Linked DNA regions of Homo sapiens: region 2 is linked to region 1. Evidence: chromatin loops called from intact Hi-C (ENCODE). Cell type or tissue: Calu3. All regions are shown on one strand. Links, peaks and the distances in the headings refer to the core of each region. The heading gives the core; the rest is flanking DNA. Region 1 overlaps LHFPL4 (LHFPL tetraspan subfamily member 4). Region 2 holds the start of LOC105376949 (a long non-coding RNA gene).

Region 1 (5,000 bases), core at 1-5,000:
GGAGAACGTATGGAGGGAGAAGAGACAGCCTAGGGAACAGCAACCTTAAGGGGCGGGCGGAGGAGGAAGAGCCAGAAAAACTAACTGTGAGACAGGAGTCAGAGCAGGAGGAGGCAAATTAGCAATTGAGGGGCTGAGGAAGATAGGCTCGAGGAAGGCCACATGTCTGCAGGAGAAGGTGGACTTGGAAGGGATGGAGAGAGCAGTGGGAGGCTTTTCACCAAATCCTAGAGGTGGATGTGGCAGAGCCAGCCTAGGACAATAGGGGTACCCTGAGGAGGGACAGATGCCAAGGTTATTAACAGGCTGTGGACTCCTTGCAGGCTGGGCCTAGGGTGGCAGATGAGAGTAAATGCTGTTACCAAATAATTACTGCACAAAGTGATGGGGTTCCATCTCTCCACAAGTCATCTGTGATGCCAGATGCCATTATTTGTGTTCCCAACAGTACCCCCCTCCAAAACTGTGAGCCCCTCAAGGTCTGGAACCACGAGTTGAGACTGAATGACTTAGAGAAAGAGTGTCCCAGGAAGAGAGGATGAATTTGACACGTTTTCAGGAACAGAAAGGAGGGCAGTGTGGCCAGAGTGCAAGCGAGAAGCTGAATGGCACCAGAGGAAATGGAGGGAGGCTGGGGCCTGGAAGCCACGGTCAGCTGTTGGCAGGATTTTATTCTGAATGCCATGAAGAGAGAGTTAAGTAGGAGAGCTGGTTTCTTTCTTTTTTTTGAGACAGGGTCTTGCTCTGTTGCCCAGGCTGCAGTACAGTGGCACGATCATAGCTCACTGTAGCCTCAAATTCCTGGGCTCAAGTGATCCTCCCATCTCAGCCTCCTGAGTAGCTGGGACTGCAGGCGCGCACTACCACACCCGGCTGAATTTTTTTTTTTTTTTTTGAGACAGAGTCTCGCTCTGTCACCCAGGCTGGAATGCAGTGGCGCGATCTCAGCTCACTGCAAGCTCTGCCTCTCAGGTTCACGCCATTCTCCTGCCTCAGCCTCCTGCTAATTTTTTTTTTAGAGATAGGGTCTCACTATGTTGCACAGGCTGATCTCGAACTCCTGGCCTCAAGCAATCCTCCCATTTCACTCTTCCAAAGTGCTAGGATTACAGGCATGAGCCACTGTGCCCAGCCATGATACCATTTGTTTTTGAATGTTCATTCTGGATGCTGAATGTGGAACAGGTGATGGTGGAGCAAGGGTAGAAGCAGAGAAACTAGTTTGAAGGTGACTGTGGTAATCAGGGAGGAAGGTCATGGGGCTTGGAGCAAGGTGGTAGCTAGCAGTGGAGATGGAGAGAAGGGGTCTGGTGCTGGACATTTTTTGGAGGTTGAGTTAGTCAGCCTTGCAAATGGATTGGGTGTAGGAGGTGAGAGAAAGGGAGGATCTAGGATACCTCCCAGGCTGGCCTCAGCATCTAGGTTGTTGGATGGGACAGGAGTCACCTCCTAGGAGCTGATAGGGGCATTAAGATTGGGCCTGGATGTCTCAGATTTTAAAAGGAGAAGCTCAGTCTCCCTTGTAAGATAAGCCCCTGCCCTGGATGGGCAGGAACAGAGCTGAGTGCTCAGACCTGGTAGGGAGGGCCTGTGGACAGGCATCTCCAACCCACTTCCCGAACTTCCTTCTCCTGGGGGATCTCCCTGTGAGACAGTTGTCACCACGGCCCCCTTGTGTCCTGGGGAAGCCATTCCCTTTGAAAGCTGTGGCCCCCCTGGCCAGACCTGGTGGCTCACGCTTGTAATCCCAGCACTTTGGGTGAGGTGGGCAGATCACCTGAAGTCAGGAGTTCAAAACCAGCCTGGGCAACATGATGAAACCCCCTCTCTAAAAAAATACAAAAATTAGCTGAGCGTGGTGGTGCGTGGCTGTAGTCTCAGCTATTCAGGAGGCTGAGGCAGGAGAATCGCTTGAACCTGGTAGGCAGAGGTTGCAGTGAGCCAAGATCATGCTACTGCACTCCAGCCTGGGCAACAAGAGTGAGACCCTATCTCAAAAAGAAATTATAATGAAAATAAAAATATAGGAAAGCAAGCAAGCGAGCAAGCAAGCTGTGGCCCCAATGTGGACAGAAATCATTCACTGGACTCCCCTCAGTCTCAAACCTAGCCAGGTCCTTCTGGAAAAACCTTCCTAAATTGAAGGAGGGACTGTCAGCGGACACAAACAGCTGGCTGTGTATTCTGTGCTACAGTGATTCTTTGTATATCTCACCTTTTCTAAGAGTTTTATTGCTTTTTAAAAATTATCATTGTTCTTTGTGGAAAAATTGGAGAATATATTTTGAGCAGAATTACACCCGTAGTCTTAGTGTCTCAGCAATAGTCATTCTTCACTGCATAGTCTATACTCATAACAGTATAGAGTGCTGGTTAGAAGCAGGCTGTCTGGGTCCAAATCCTGCAACTTACCAGTTGTGTGACCCTGGATAACTTGGATAACCTCAAACGTCTTGCACCTCAGTGTCCTCATCTGTAAAAAGAAGATAATAACAGTATCTATTCCATAGAGTTGTAGAGATTAAATGAACTAGCATGTGTAAAGTACTTATTATAGTGCCTGGCATGGTAAATTCTATATAACTATTTGCTGTCACTGTGTGAACATTTTTCCCAAAAAGAAATTATGTTGTGTGTTATTTTTAAAAGCCTTTTGAGACCTAACACATCATGAGTATTTCTTATATATCATTAAACCTTCCTCAGTATACTTTTAGTAGCTGAGTAGTACTCTGTGGTATGAAAGAGCTATATTCCTGTATCGATATAGTAGGAGTTTTTGTCTTTCCTCCCTTCCTTCATTATTTCTCCTCCTTCTCCTCCCCTTGCTCTTATACTCTTCCTCCTCATCTTTTTCGTCTTCCCCTCCCTCTTTCTTTTATAAACAGCAACGTGATGAACATCCTCACAGTTAAATCTTAGAGGACATCTGTGAACATTTTCTTCGATAAATTCCTGTAAATTGGCAAGCTCAGTCAAAAGAGGTTTAAACGTTTCATTTTTCTGTTTTTGAGATTAATCCATGATTTCTATAAGTTACATTTGACCTCTGCATTGCCTTTCTTTGCTGCTTTAATTATTTCATTCCAAGTGAATGAAAATCTCTGGTAATAGTCATTTACTAGCAGTCAAACCCCACCCACTTTATGGTTTCTGTCGGTAATTTATTTACCCGGCTTCAAATTCAAAAGGTGCAACAGGTTATCAGAGAAAAATCTGCTCCTCCAGCTACCCAATGCCCCTCTTTAGAAGGAGCCAAGGTTGTCAGTGTCTTATAAATATGTCTGAAAATATTTTATGTACCTGCAAGAAAATATACCCCCACATACATATGATTTCCTGCCTCTTTGCAATGGGAACATTGTGCAGTATTTGTTACCATGAGCCTTGCCTTTCACTTAGCAGGGTATCCAGAGATCATTCCACACCAGCACATAAGGAGCTTCCTCATTCTCTTTAATGACTGATTATATTATTGAATGCTACTGCAAAGGGGCACTATACCTAATCAGTTACCTATCGGTGGGCATTTAAGTTATTTCCAATGTTTACTTATTACACATCATGGTATGCAACCCCCCTACTTTTTTTTTTTTTAAGAAAAGGTCTTGCTCTGTCACCCAGGCTGGAGTGCAGTGGGACAATCTCAGGTCACTGCAACCTCTGCATCCCAGGTTCAAATGATTCTCCTGCCTCCCAAATAGCGGGGACTACTGCATGGTGGCATGCACCACCATGCCTGGCTAATTTTTTGGTATTTTTTGTAGAGACGGGGTTTCGCCACGTTGCCCAGGCTGGTCTCAAACCCCTGGACTCCAGCAATCCACCTGCCTCAGCCTCCCAGAGTGCTGGAATTACAGGCATGAGCCACTGTGTCCGACCCTATGCAACCTTTTTTTTTTTAAAGTCATAAATCTACAGCCCAAAGAAAATCACAAAGTGAACATGACTATGAAAAAAGCACCTAGGTCATAAACCTCATTCCCCCTTCCAGTCACTCCTCCAAAGGTAATCCTGACTTTATTTTTTTTTGAGACAGAGTCTTGCTCTGTTGCCCAGGCTGGAGTGCAGTGGCACAATCTCAGCTCACTGCAAGCTCCGCTTCCCAGGTTCATGCCATTCTCCCGACTCAGCCTCCTGAGCAGCTGGGACTACAGGCGCCCGCCACCACACCCAGCTAATTTTGTGTATTTTTAGTAGAGACGGGGTTTCATCATGTTAGCCAGGATGGTCTCGATCTCCTGACCTCGTGATCCGCCCACCTTGGCCTCGCAAAGTGTTGGGATTACAGGCGTGAGCCACCGCACCCGGCCTGACTTTTAATCCTATAGACTGATTTTGCCTGTTTTTGAAATGTATATAAATGGAATCACACTTTTGCTTCACATGAAGATTCATCCAGGTTGTTGCAGGTAACCACAGTTTGTCCGTCTTCACTGCTGTATACTATTTTGTTGGAGTAAACTGCACAATTTATTTATCCATTACATTGTTAATAGACATTTGTGTTGTTTCCAATTTGGGATTGTGAGTAAAGCTCCTACGAACCTTCTAGCACATATGTTTTGGTGAACTCATCTACACAGTTCAGCTGGGGACAGCCTGAAAAGAGGGGTCTGGGTCTAGGGGATGGTTCAGTGGGTTCAGCCCCAGCAGATGCTACAGCAAGCAGCTTTTGGAGACTGTAATACCTGGTGCTGGATCACCTTCCAGTGCCTGCCCCCTTTGAACTTGTAGACATTTTCCTTCTCTTGCTGAGGAGGGTCCTAGCACACAGGGGACATGTGGCGTGGGGTGGGCAGGTGAAAGCTCCTTTGGCAGCTTCTGCAGCCCCGCACTGTCCTCCAGGGCCCCTGCAGCAGCAGAATCTTCTGCCCCCACTGAGGCCTGTTTCTTCCCTATAGCTGAACTTCCATCTGCAGGGCCTGGGGGACAGGGACCCAGGTGAAAAAGTGGTAGGTGGCAGATCAGAGAGGCCACATCAAGGGAGAAGGGAGTGG
Region 2 (12,244 bases), core at 3,550-8,549, 66 kb before region 1:
CCAAGCATGGTGGCTCACGCCTGTAATCCCAGCACTTTGGGAGGCTGAGGTGGGAGAATCACTTGCGCCCATGATTTTGAGACTAGCCTGGGCCACAGAGTGAGATCTCATCTCTATTTTTATTTTATGTATGTATGTATGTATTTATTTATTTTTTGAGATGGCGTCTCACTCTGTTGCCCAGGTTGGAGTGCAGTGGCAAGATCTCGGCTCACTGCAATCTCTGCCTCCTGGGTTCAAGTGATTCTCCTGCCTTAGTCTCCCGAGTAGCTGGGATTACAGGCATATACCACCATATCTGGCCAATTGTTTTTTCTTTTTTTTTTTTAAAGACGGAGTTTCGCTCTTGTTGCCCAGGCTGGAGTGCAATGGCATGATCTCGGCTCACTGCGACCTCTGCCTCCTGGGTTCAAGCGATTCTCCTGTCTCAGGCTCCCGAGTAGTTGGGATTACAGGCATGCACCACCACACACAGCTAATTTTGCATTTTTAGTAGAGATGGGGTTTCTCCATGTTGGTTGGGCTGGTCTCAAACTCCCAACCTCAGGTGATCCACCTGCCTCAGCCTCCCAAAGTACTGGGATTACAGGCGTGAGCCACTGCGCTCAGCATTTTTTTTGGTATTTTTAGTAGAGACAGGGTCTCACCATGTCGGCCAGCCTGGTCTAACTCCTGACCTCAGGTGATCTGCCTGTCTCGGCCTCCCAAAATGCTGGGATTACCGGCATGAGCCACTGCTCCTGGCCCCATCTCTATATTTAAAAATAAATTTTAAGAACTATAGGTAAAGGAAACAATAATCAATTTGAAGATGGGTCTGAACGAATTATCTAGAATGTAGCCTAGAGAGATATAGAACAGAGTTAGTAGTTAGGAGATGTGAAGAACTGAATAAGAAGGTCCATTATGCATATAATAGGAGCTCTAGAAGGAAAGAATAAAAAGAATGAGGGAGGAGAAGAAGCCAAGAGGGTTAACTATTTAAAGGTCCTTGCTGAAAGACATACTTCAAAATTAAGAAAGAAGAAAATTTAAACCCAAGTGATGAGTAGAATATGAGAATAAAAAATTAATAAATATTTTGTAAATCTAGCCAGGTGTGGTGGCTCATGTCTGTAATACCAGTGCTTTGGAAGGCCATGGCAGGAGGATCGCTTGAGCCCAGGAGTTTGAGACCAGCCTGGCCAACATAGCAAGACCCCATCCCTGAAAAAAATACATTTTAACTTATAGAATTCAGCCCTGGCAACATAGTGAGAGCTTGTCACTACTAAAAATTATAAAAATTAGCTAGGCAGGCATGGTGGTACATGCCTGTAGTCCAAGCTACTCAGGAGGCTGAGGTGGGAGGATCGCTTGGCCCTGGGAGGTTTAGGCTTCAGTGAGCAGACACAAATGCCATAAGTTGTATGACATAATTTATAAGAAATATCTAGAATACGTAAATCCATAGAAACAGAAAGAAAATTTTTAAGTTGCTAATCCTGGGGGGAGAAAGAAATGAGGATTGACTGTTTAATAGGTATGGGTTTTTGGGAGGGTGGTGATGAAAATACTTTGGAACTAGATTTAGGTGGTGGTTGCACATTTTGTATGTGATTGAAATTGCATGTGCAATGACTATGACAGTGAGAGAAGCCTAGCATGGCTAACTCCATCTCACGTCTAGCCTCACAGGATTTGTGACTTCCCCAGTTGTGCTTATAGATAACATCACTATTATAGAACCTAAGATTGGTCTTTTGAGATGTTTTTCAGATTTTTATATTCTGGCAACTAACTGACCCCATCTAGACCTGTGACTCATGACTCAGTTGGTCCTATGGACCCACCCACCAGAGGCAGACTCAGCACATGGGGACTGTTTTCCACATCCCTATGATTTTATCCCCAACCAGTCAGCAGCACCCATTCCCTAGCCCCCGCCTGCCAAATTATCCATAAAAATCCTAGCTTCTGAGTTCTCTGGAAGACTGATTTGAGTGATAACTTTAGTCCTTTTGCTCAGCTGTCTTGCATTAATTAATCTCTTTCTCTACTGCAATACCAGGGTCTCAGTGAATTGGTTTTGTCTGTGCAGCAGGCAGGAAGAAATCATTGGGCGATTACATGCTGAATACCCCTGAATTGTACACTTTAAATTGTTGATTTTGCTATGTGATATAATCTAAATTTTTTAAAAGATAAAGAACCAAAAAGGGGACACCCCTACACATCCTAAAAGCATTAAAAGGAAAATAAGGGAATATTACCAAGAAACATATGGCTGTAAACTTGACAACTTAGATAAAGCAGACAAATTCCTTAAAAGACACAAACTGCCAAGCTCATTTAAGAAGAGATAACCTGAATTGTCCAATATCTGTAAAAGAAATTGGATTTTTTGTTGTTGAGATGGAGGTCTCACTCTGTCTCCCAGGCTGGAGTGCAGAGGCTTACTGCAGTCTCAACCTCCCTGGGCTGAGATGATCCTCCCACCTCAGCCTCCTGAGTAGCTGGGATTACAGGCATGTGCCATCATACCTGGCTAATTTTTGTGTTTTTTGTAGAGATGGGCTTTCCCCATGTTGCCCAGGCTGATCTTGAATTACTGGGCTCAAGTGATCCACCTGCCTCAGCCTCCCAAAGTGCTTGTATTACAGGCATAAGTTACTGTGCCCAGCCAGAAATTGGATTTCTAGTTTTAAAAATTCTAACTAAATAGGGTTGGGCGTGGTGGCTCACGCCTGTAATCCCAGCACTTTGGGAGGCCAAAGTGGGCAGATCACGAGGTCAGGAGATCGAGACCATCCTGGCTAACACGGTGAAACTCCATTTCTACTAAAAATAGAAAAAATTAGGTGGGCGTGGTGGCAGGCGCCTGTAGTCCTAGCTATTCGGGAGGCTGAGGCAGGAGAATGGCATGAACCCGGGAGGCGGAGCTTGCAGTGAGCCGAGATTGCGCCACTGCACTCCAGCCTGGGGGACAGAGCGAGAATCCATCTCAAAAAAAAAAAAATTCAAACAAAATAAACTGCAGGGCTAGATAGCTTCACTGCTAAATTGGTTCAGATATTTGTTTATTTCCTTTTACTATTTTTTTGCACCATAAAAAAAAAAACCAACAACCAGTCACATACTTCTTTTCCTCACATTCATATGGGTTTTAGAAAATTATTGCCTTTTCCCCTGCAGAAATAACCCACAGACAAAAAAAAAAAAGTAGTACCACATTGCAAAATCTACAAATCCCAGAAATGAGTAGTTTGAAGACAACCCTCAGGGTCAGGGAGGGAAACAACTGTAGTAAGAGACCAAGCATATAGGACAGCAAGCTGAGGAAACCATTGTGTTCAACACCACTGACCTAGAACACACAGCAGGTACCCCCTCCCTCCTGGCACCCACTGCCGCCGCCTGAAAGGTATAAGTTTTTTGTTTATGATCTGAAAAACACTTTTCCCAAAGAGTTGCTTCATTTGAGAAAAGGGGTAAAGAGAAGAGAAGAGGTGTAATGAGACGTGTTGTAAAGTATGAATAAGAATCATGCCAGGCCGGGCATGGTGGCTCATGCCTGTAATCCCAGCACTTTGGGAGGCCGAGGCGGGCGGATCACCTGAGGTTGGGAGTTTGAAACCAGCCTGACCAACATGGAGAATCCCCGTCTCTACTAAAAATACAAAATTAGTGGGCTTGGTGGTGCATGCCTGTAGTCCCAGCTACTCGAGAGGCTGGGAGAATCGCTTGAACCCGGGAGGTGGAGGTTGTGGTGAGCCGAGATTGCACCATTGCACTCCAGCCTGGGCAACAAGAGCGAAACTCCGTCTCAAAATAAATAAATAAATAAATAAAGAATCATGCCAAACTCAAAGGTCAGGGAATAACCCATGATGAAAAAGAAACCCAGGAAAGCCAACGCCTTGCTACTTTAACCAACTGCCTCCATTGGACCCAAGAAAGAATCTTAAAAACATGTCAGGGTTTAAATCAGTGCATATATCATGCCCCTACAAACCCTGCAGGGTTACCTTCCTGGCTACATGGTGATCAGCTTATGCCCTGAAGCAACAGAGACAGACAGTGAGACTGCCAAAGTTCAGAAAAGAAGGTGGAAATTGTGCTTCCTTCCAAATGAATTGGTTTCCCAACTGCCTTTTCTCCTTGTCCAGCAACTTATTTCTCCCATGCTGCTGCAGGGTATTTATTGCCTTACGCTTTAAATGAAAAGGCGAACTTTGAGGTGCAAGGACTGGGCAGTCCTGAGAGGGCAGGGGGTCTGGATGCACAGTAGTCAGCACATGCTGTGCTCCCATAATGGCTTGGCCCTCCTTTGGTGTTTTGAGAACCTACCCTGAGGTCAGCCTGAAGTTCATTTGCAAGCCTGGTGAGCACTCACTATCTCACTGGGGCAGTGTGACAGAGTGAGGTCTTCAGTATTGCACTGGGATGAAGTGTCCACGAGTCTTAGAAACAAAAGTCACAGTTGCTCTTGGGGTTGGGCTGGTTCCTCCATCCCAGTTTTAGCAGGATGTGGCTGTGGCCACAGGGATCCTGCTGAACTCTTAGACTGTCCGGTGGGTGGGCACCAGTGCCAGCACCGGGGAAGGGAATGTGCAGTAGGCATCCTGCAGGCCTGGGCTCAGTATCTGCAAATGACCTTCAGTGAAGAGCCTGCTGCCTCGCTTGGCAAGAGGGAGGCTGGGGGTGGGCGTGGAGGGTGGGATCTCAGATTCCTTCTGTAGGAGCTGGTCCATGAAGCCAAAATTGGACCAGATCATGCTCCTCCTCTGCTTGATGTAATTGAAGGTCTCCTTCAGGCAGAGCTGTCTGGTCTTCATGGGGGAAGACTTGCAGCTGGTGGGTGAATGGGAGATTCCAGCCTCACAGTGGACCAGGACCTTGCCTCCTTTTCCCCTGACACAGCCAATGAAGTCCATTGCATATATATATATATATATATATATATTTTTTTTTTTTTTTTTTTTTTTTTTTTTTTTTTTTTTTTGAGACGGAGTTTTACTCTTGTTCCCCAGGCTGGAGTGCAGTGCCGTGATTGCAGTCTCTGCCTCCCGGGTTCAAGTGATTCTTGTGCCTCAGCCTCCCCAGTAGCTGGGATTACAGGCACTCACCACCACAGCTGGCTAATTTTTGTACTTTTGTAGAGATGAGGTTTCACTACTTGGCCAGGCTGGTCTCGAACTCTTGACCTCAAGTGATCAGCCCGGCTCGGACTCCCAAACTGCTGGGATTATAGGCATGAGCCATGGTGCCCGGCCTGTCTATTCTTGAAAGTGGGAGTTAGTGTCAGCCATATGGCTGTCTTCCATGGGGATCCATTTGTAGTGAAGATGGGTCCTTTGGGTCTTGGAGGTTGGCCTGGAGACCTGTGATATGCAGGTTGGGGAGGAACTCTCCCTTGGATGCATGGTTGACCCTGCCAAAGTAGAGGGAGGGAAAATTTCAACTGGGCCACCCTGGTCATAAGCTGGCCCATAGCTGATGTACAGCACTGGTTTTCCAGACTGGCTGATGAGGGTCACTTCTTTCCTTCTTTTTTGAGACAATGTCTCACTCTGTTGCCCAGGCTGGAGTGCAGTGGCCCGATCATGGCTTCCTGCAGCCTTGAACCCCTGGGCTCAAGTGATGTCCCCGTTTCAACCTCCCGAGTAGCTGGGCCCACCAGCGCACTCTACCACACCTGGCTAAATTTTCTATTTTTTGTAGAGACAGGATCTCTCTATGTTGCCCGGGTTGGTTTCAAACTCCTGGGCTCAAGCTATCCTCCCTCCTCAGCCTCCCAAAGTGCTGGGATCACAGGCGTGAGCCAACGCGCTGGGCCGGCTCTCCTACTTCCTTTTTTTTTGAGACTGAGTCTGGCTCTCTCATCCAGGCTGGAGCGCAATGGTGCAATCTCGGCTCACTGCAACCCGCGCCTCCAGGGTTGAAGCGATTCTTCTGCCTCAGCCTCCTGAGTAGCTGGGATTACAGGCACCCTCCACCACGCCCGGCTAATTTTTGTAGTTTTAGTAGAGAGGGGGTTTCACCACGTTGGCCAGGCTGGTCTCGACCTCTGACCTCAGGTGATCCGCCCGCCTCGGCCTCTCAAAGTGCTGAGATTACAGGTCTGAGCCAATGTGCCAGGCCGGCTCTCCCACTGTCGATCTTGTGGAATAGTTTTACTTCCACGCAGCACTCGGGATATTCTGAGTAGAAGGTCCCCCTTTGAGGAAGGAGACCCGCGGGCCACGGGCAGGCTGGCAGGCAGGCGAGCAGGAGTCGAGTATGGGGCTCGCAGCTTGGGCGGGTGGCGACTGCCCTAGCCTAGATCCATCGCGGCCGCCGCCGCTGCCGCCCTTCTGCCGCAGCCCGGCGCTTTGCCCCGGGCCCGCCGTGGCGCCACCGAGTCGAAGGTGACGTTGAGCGCGCCGCGCACTCTCGGGCGGCGAAGGGCAGGCAGGTCGGGCGGGCAGTGGAGCACGCCGCCGCCTCCTTGCCAGGCATCTAGCCAGCTGGCGCCCGTCGGGCACGTGACCTTCATTCCACCGCCCAGCGCCCCAGCGCCCCCGCCCCCCGGCCCCAACAGAAGCCCTGATTCACATATTTAGAGAAGAAATAATCTCAATCCTACACCAACTCTCCCAGAACATGAAGGAGGAGGGATACTTCCCAACTCATTTTAATTTATATTTGACTTACCCTGATGCTAAAGCCAGTCTAAGACATTACAAGGTGGGTGGAGAGAGAACCTATAGAACAATATATCCTTTATTAACCAATATCCTTCATATCACAAAGTGAATTTAGCAATATATAAGAACCGTAGGCCCTGCAGTGGCTCACACCTGTAGTCCCAACACTTTGGGAGGCCCCAGGTGGGAGGATTGCTTGAGCCTGGGATTTTGAGACCAATAATAAAGAGGATAATAATTCTTAACTTGTTCCTGCTGCTACAACAAAATATCATTGAAACTGAAACCACCTTTGCAAAATTATGACTGAGACAGTGAAAGAGATCTAACTTAACTGACTCCATCTTGCTGCTAACCTCCAAGCTGTCCGTGTTCATTCCTGGACGTAGGCTGAACTAACTTTGGGAGAAACTTTTTTTTTTTTTTTTTTTTGAGACGGATCGTTGCTCGCTCTGTCGCCCAGGCTGGAGTGCAGTGGCGCGATCTCGGCTCACTGCAAGCTCCGCCTCCCGGGTTTACGCCATTCTCCTGCCTCAGCCTCCCGAGGCAGGAGACTAGAGTAGCTGGGACTACAGGCGCCCGCCACCAAGCCCGGCTAATTTTTTGTGTTTCTAGTAGAGACGGGATTTCACCATGGTCTGGATCTCCTGACCTCGTGATCCGCCCGCCTCGGCCTCCCAAAGTGCTGAGATTACAGGCGTGAGCCACCGCGCCTGCCCAGGAGAAACTTAAGTTTATAGTTTGTAGTTTAAACAAAGATGGTAACAGCCTTTTCCCAAAGCAGACCTCCTTCTCGCCTGGAGACTATATTGCCTTTGTAGGACTAACAGTAGCCACAAGATTGGAAATTATGGTTTAAGGGTCATGCAGCTGGAGGTTATAAGATTCTGACCCTCCCTGAACTGCTCCTAAGATCAGTGCTTGATTTTGCAGAGCCTGCACATGATGGATCAGCTGGCCCCACCCAGATCAATGAACTGGCTCATCTGATCTCGTGCCCCTCCTCCCCAACCCAGTAACTGACTGCGTAAGAAGACGGCTTCTACTCCCTATGATTTCATCTCTGACCAATCAGCACTCCTGATTGGCTTCCCCTCTTCCACCAAGTTATCCTTAAAAATTCTGCTCCCTGAATGCTCAAATGCTCAGAGAGGCTGATTTGAGTAATAATAAAACTCTGGTCTCCCACACAGCCGGCTCTGAGTGAATTAGTCTTTCTCTATTGCAATTGCCCTGTCTTGACGAATCTGCTCTGTCTAGGCAGCGGGCAAGGTCAGGTCAACCCCTTGGGCGGTTACAAAACCGCCTTTGCAAAAATTATAACTGAGGAAATTATGGCAGTGAAAGAGATCAGATCTAACTGACTCCATCTTGCTTCTGACCTTCAAGCTGTCCTTGTACATTCTTGGGTGGATGCCAAACTAACTTTGGGAAGGAATTCAGTTCATGATTTGACTCTGAAACAAAATTGGTAATAGCCCTTTCCCAAAAAGACACAGAGAAATTTAATATAGCAGGCTCCAACTTCCTTGTAAACTCATAAGCTAACTGCCCTTGCCAATTCCTGGGCAGGAACTCCTGGGAGGAATTTAGTTAATAATTTAACCTTAAAGCAAGGATGATAGCAGTCCCTTCCCAAATTACCCTCTCCTTGTTTGGGTACTGACATTGCCTTTGTAAAACTTATGAAAGGCCATAAGATTAGAATTATAGGTGGGTCCTGAATTCTGCGACGACCTATGCAGAGTTTAATAATAACTAGCCATTGTTTTCTAATTTGCTTACTGCTCAGAATTCATACAGCTAGTGGTCACGAGATTTATAATTTCTCTAGTTGCCCCTATAGGTAACATCACTATTGTAAAACCTAACATTGGTATTTGTGATATTTTTCAGGCATTGCATTCTGGTGGAACAACTGATGCCACCCAGACTTGTGACCCCCACCCAGGAACTGACAGAGGCACAGAGACAGTTTTGATAACCCTGTGGTTTCATCCCTGACCAAACCAATCAGTATTTCCCATTCCCTAGCTCCCTGCCTGCCAAACTATCCTTAAAACCCTAGCCTCCGCATTCTCTGGGAGGCAGATTTGAGAATTGTCTCATCTTCTCGCTTGGCTGGCCTTGCAATTAAACATGTTCTTTGCTGCAAAACCTGCTGTTCTCAGTGCATTGGCTTTTCTGGGCAGTGGGCAAGAAGAACCTCTTGGGCTGTTACAAAACCATATGATGATCTCAAAAAATGCACCCACAAGAAAGGCATTTGAAAAGAAAGTCTAGGTCAGGCGCAGTGGCTCACACCTGTAATCCCAGCACTTCGGGAGGCTGAGGTGGGTGGATCACGAGGTCAAGAGATCGAGACCATACTGGCCAACTTGGTGAAACCCCGTCTCTACTAAAAATACAAAAAAAAAATAGCCAGGTATGGTGGCGAGCACCTGTAATCCCAGCTACTCAGGAGGCTGAGGCAGGAGAATCACTTGAACCCGGGAGGTGGAGGTTGCAGTGAGCCGAGATTGCGCCACTGCACTCCAGCCTGGTGACGGAGCGAGACTCCGTCTAAAAAAGAAAAAGAAAAGAAAAGGAAGTCTAACATCATTTATGATAAAAACTGTCAGTATACTAGTAACAGAAGAGAATATCCTCAACCTGATAATTGATATCAGTAAAATACCTACATCTAATATCATATTTAATGGTAAGAGACTCAGTGCTTTTCCACTGAGAAAGAGAACAAGGTAAGGATATCTGTCCTTGTCACTCCTATTCAACATTGTAATGGAACATTACATTAAGATTATAAAAAAGCATATAGATTGAAAAGGAAGAAATAAAACTATACTAACAGATTACATAATCGTCTATATAGAAAATCTCAAAGAATCTACAAAAATGTCCTACTATAAGTAATAAGCAACTTAGCAAGGTCACAGGATATGTGGTCAATAAAAAACCAATTTTAATTCTGTACAGTGAAAATTGGGGCAAGGAGTGGTGGCTCACGCCTGCAATCCCAGCACTTTGGGAGGCCAAGACAGGCAGATCATGAGGTCAGGAGATGGAGACCATCTTGGCTAACATGGTGAAACCCTGTCTCTACTAAAAATACAAAAAAATTAGCTGGGCGTGGTGGTGGGCGCCTGTAGTCCCAGCTACTAGGGAGGCTGAGGCAGGAGAATGGTGTGAACCTGGGAAGCAGAGTTTGCAGTGAGCTGAGGTCACGCCACTGCACTCCAGCCTGGGCAACAGAGTGAGACTGTCTCAAAAAAAAAAAAAAAAAAAAAAAGAAAAGAAAAAGAAAGTTGGAACTTGAAATGTTAAAAACCGTCTGGGTATGGTGGCTCATGCCTGTAGTCCTAGCACTTTGGGAGGCCGAGGTGGGTGGATCATGAGGTTGGGAGTTCGAGACCAGCCTGGCCAACATGGTGAAACCTTGTCTCTACTAAACATACAAAAAAATTAGCTGGGTATAGTGGCGTGAGCCTGTAGTTCCAGCTACTCGGGAGGCTGAGGCAGGAGAATCACTTGAACCTGGGAGGTGGAAGTCACAGTGAGCAGAGATCGCAGTGAGCCGAGATCGTGCCACTGCACTCCAGCCTGGGCAACAGAGCAAGACTCTGTCTCAAAAAAAAAAAAAAAAAAAGACGAAGAAATGTAAAAATCATTGTGGCCAGGCGCAGTGGCTCACGCCTGTAATCCCAATCCCAGCATTTTGGGAGGCCGAGGTGGGTGGATCACGAGGTCGGGAGATCGAGACCATCCTGGCTAACACGGTGAACCCCATCTCTACTAAAAATACAAAAAATTAGCCGGACATGGTGGCGGGCGCCTGTAGTCCCAGCTATTCGGGAGGCTGAGGCAGGAGAATGGCATGAACCCGGGAGGTGGAGTGTGCCACTGCACTCCAGCCTGGGCAACAGAGCGAGACTCTGTCTCAAAAACAAAAACAAAAACAAAAAACAAACAAACAAAAAAACCATTGTAATGTGAAGTACCATTGAAATGTAAAGTACCATTGCCAGTTGCAGTGGCTCATGCCTGTAATCCTGGCACTTTGGGAGGCTGAGGTGGGTGGATTGCTTGACCCTAGGAGTTCAAGACCAGCCTGGGCAACATGGGAAAACTCAGTCTCTACAGAAAAAAATACAAAAAATATCTGGGTGTGGTGGTGCATGCCTGTAGTCCTAGCTACTTGGAGGCTTAGCTGGGAGGACCACTTGAGCCCCAGGAGGTTGAGGCTGCAGTGAGCTGTGATGGTGCTGTTGCTGGGCTTTTCCTTAGTTCAGCTAAAGATGGAGTCCTTGTCACATGGCCATGAGAATCTAGGCTTGCAGACAATTTGAAGAATGAGAAAAATGGGATTTATTGGGCCAAATGGGAAACAGAGGGAAACAGGGACTCTCAGCAGAGTGAAAGTACTGTTAGTATGTGCTTCCTGCCTCATGGATTGAATTGCAGGTTCCACCCAGGTAAAGGAGGGGCCAGGCTCCTCCCCACTGCAAACAGCAGGAACTTCTGTGTCTCCATCCCAATGTGCACTCCTCCCAGTGCACAGGCTGGTTGAAGTTTCTCTGGGGACCCCTTCCCATCTGGCTGTCTCAGTGCCATTGCACTCCAGCCTGGGTGACAGAGTGAAACTTTGTTTAAAAAAAAAAGTATCCTTTATGATAACACCAAAAGATGTGAAATAGGTATAAATCTAACAAAATGTGTGCAGCAGATTTACACAGAAAACTACAAAACCCTGATGAGAAAAATCAAAGGAGACTAAAACAAACGACAAGATATATCATGTTCATGGATAAGAAGACTCAATATTATTAAGGTGTCTTAAATTGATCTGTACATTCAGTGCAATTGGTTTTAAAGTTCTAGCAATATTTTGGTAGTCTACAAGCTGATTCTAAGAATTACGTGGAAAAGAAAAGGAACTAGAATGGTCAAAACAATTTTGAAAAAGAAGAAGAAGTCTAGGTGCGGTGGCTCATGCCTGTAATCTGAGCACTTTGGGAGCCAAGATGCATCACTTGTGGCCAGGAGTTCAAGACCAGCCTGGGTAACATAGAGACACCCCATCTCCAGAAAAACATTTTTCAAATTAGCTGGAGGCTGGGTGCGGTGGCTCACGCCTGTAATCCCAGCACTTTGGGAGGCCAAGGCGGGCAGATCACAATGTCAGGAGATCGAGACCATCCTGGCCAACACAGAGAAACTCTGTCTCTACTAAAAATACAAAAAATTAGCCAGATGTGGTGGTATGCACCTGTAGTCCCAGCTACTCAGGAGGCTGAGGCAGGAGAATCGCTTGAACCTGGGAGGTGGAGATTGCAGTGAGGAAAACAAAAGAAAATTAGCTGGGTGTGATAGTGCACACCTGTGGCCCTAGCTACTAGAGAGGCTGAGGTGAGAGAATTGCTTGAGCCCAAGAGTTAGAGACTGAAGTGAGCTAAAAACAAACAAACAACAAAAACAAACAAACAAACAAAGTTGGAGGACTCATAGTACCTGATTTCAAGTCTTACTACAAAGATAGATAATCAGGGTAAAGTAATATTGGCAAAAGGATGGACACA

Evidence for each region. A loop is a pair of places that touch in the nucleus more often than their neighbours do. Peaks named below come from ENCODE experiments on the same cell type or tissue, not always from the same donor. Only the 100,000 strongest peaks of a DNase experiment are listed, where the experiment ranks them.
Region 2: a loop joins it to region 1, with 1.8 times the contacts of the local background. A loop is called at or near these places in 1 of 110 quality-filtered maps.

Annotation. Positions count from the first base shown.
Region 1 is chr3:9,532,814-9,537,813 of GRCh38, reverse strand. The region is part of intron 2 of LHFPL4 (LHFPL tetraspan subfamily member 4); the gene reads left to right. Among named protein-coding and RNA genes, the nearest start is that of LHFPL4, 19 kb to the left of the region's middle. In Calu3, for the core only: no CTCF peak of the experiment used is centred there; no DNase peak of the experiment used is centred there.
Region 2 is chr3:9,594,984-9,607,227 of GRCh38, reverse strand. It overlaps LOC105376949 (a long non-coding RNA gene), which reads left to right and starts at 6,541. Exons shown (of 3, transcript XR_940586.1): 1 at 6,541-6,708; 2 at 7,602-7,695; 3 at 8,565-8,807. It also overlaps the pseudogene DUSP5P2. In Calu3, for the core only: no CTCF peak of the experiment used is centred there; a DNase peak (open chromatin) is centred at 6,487.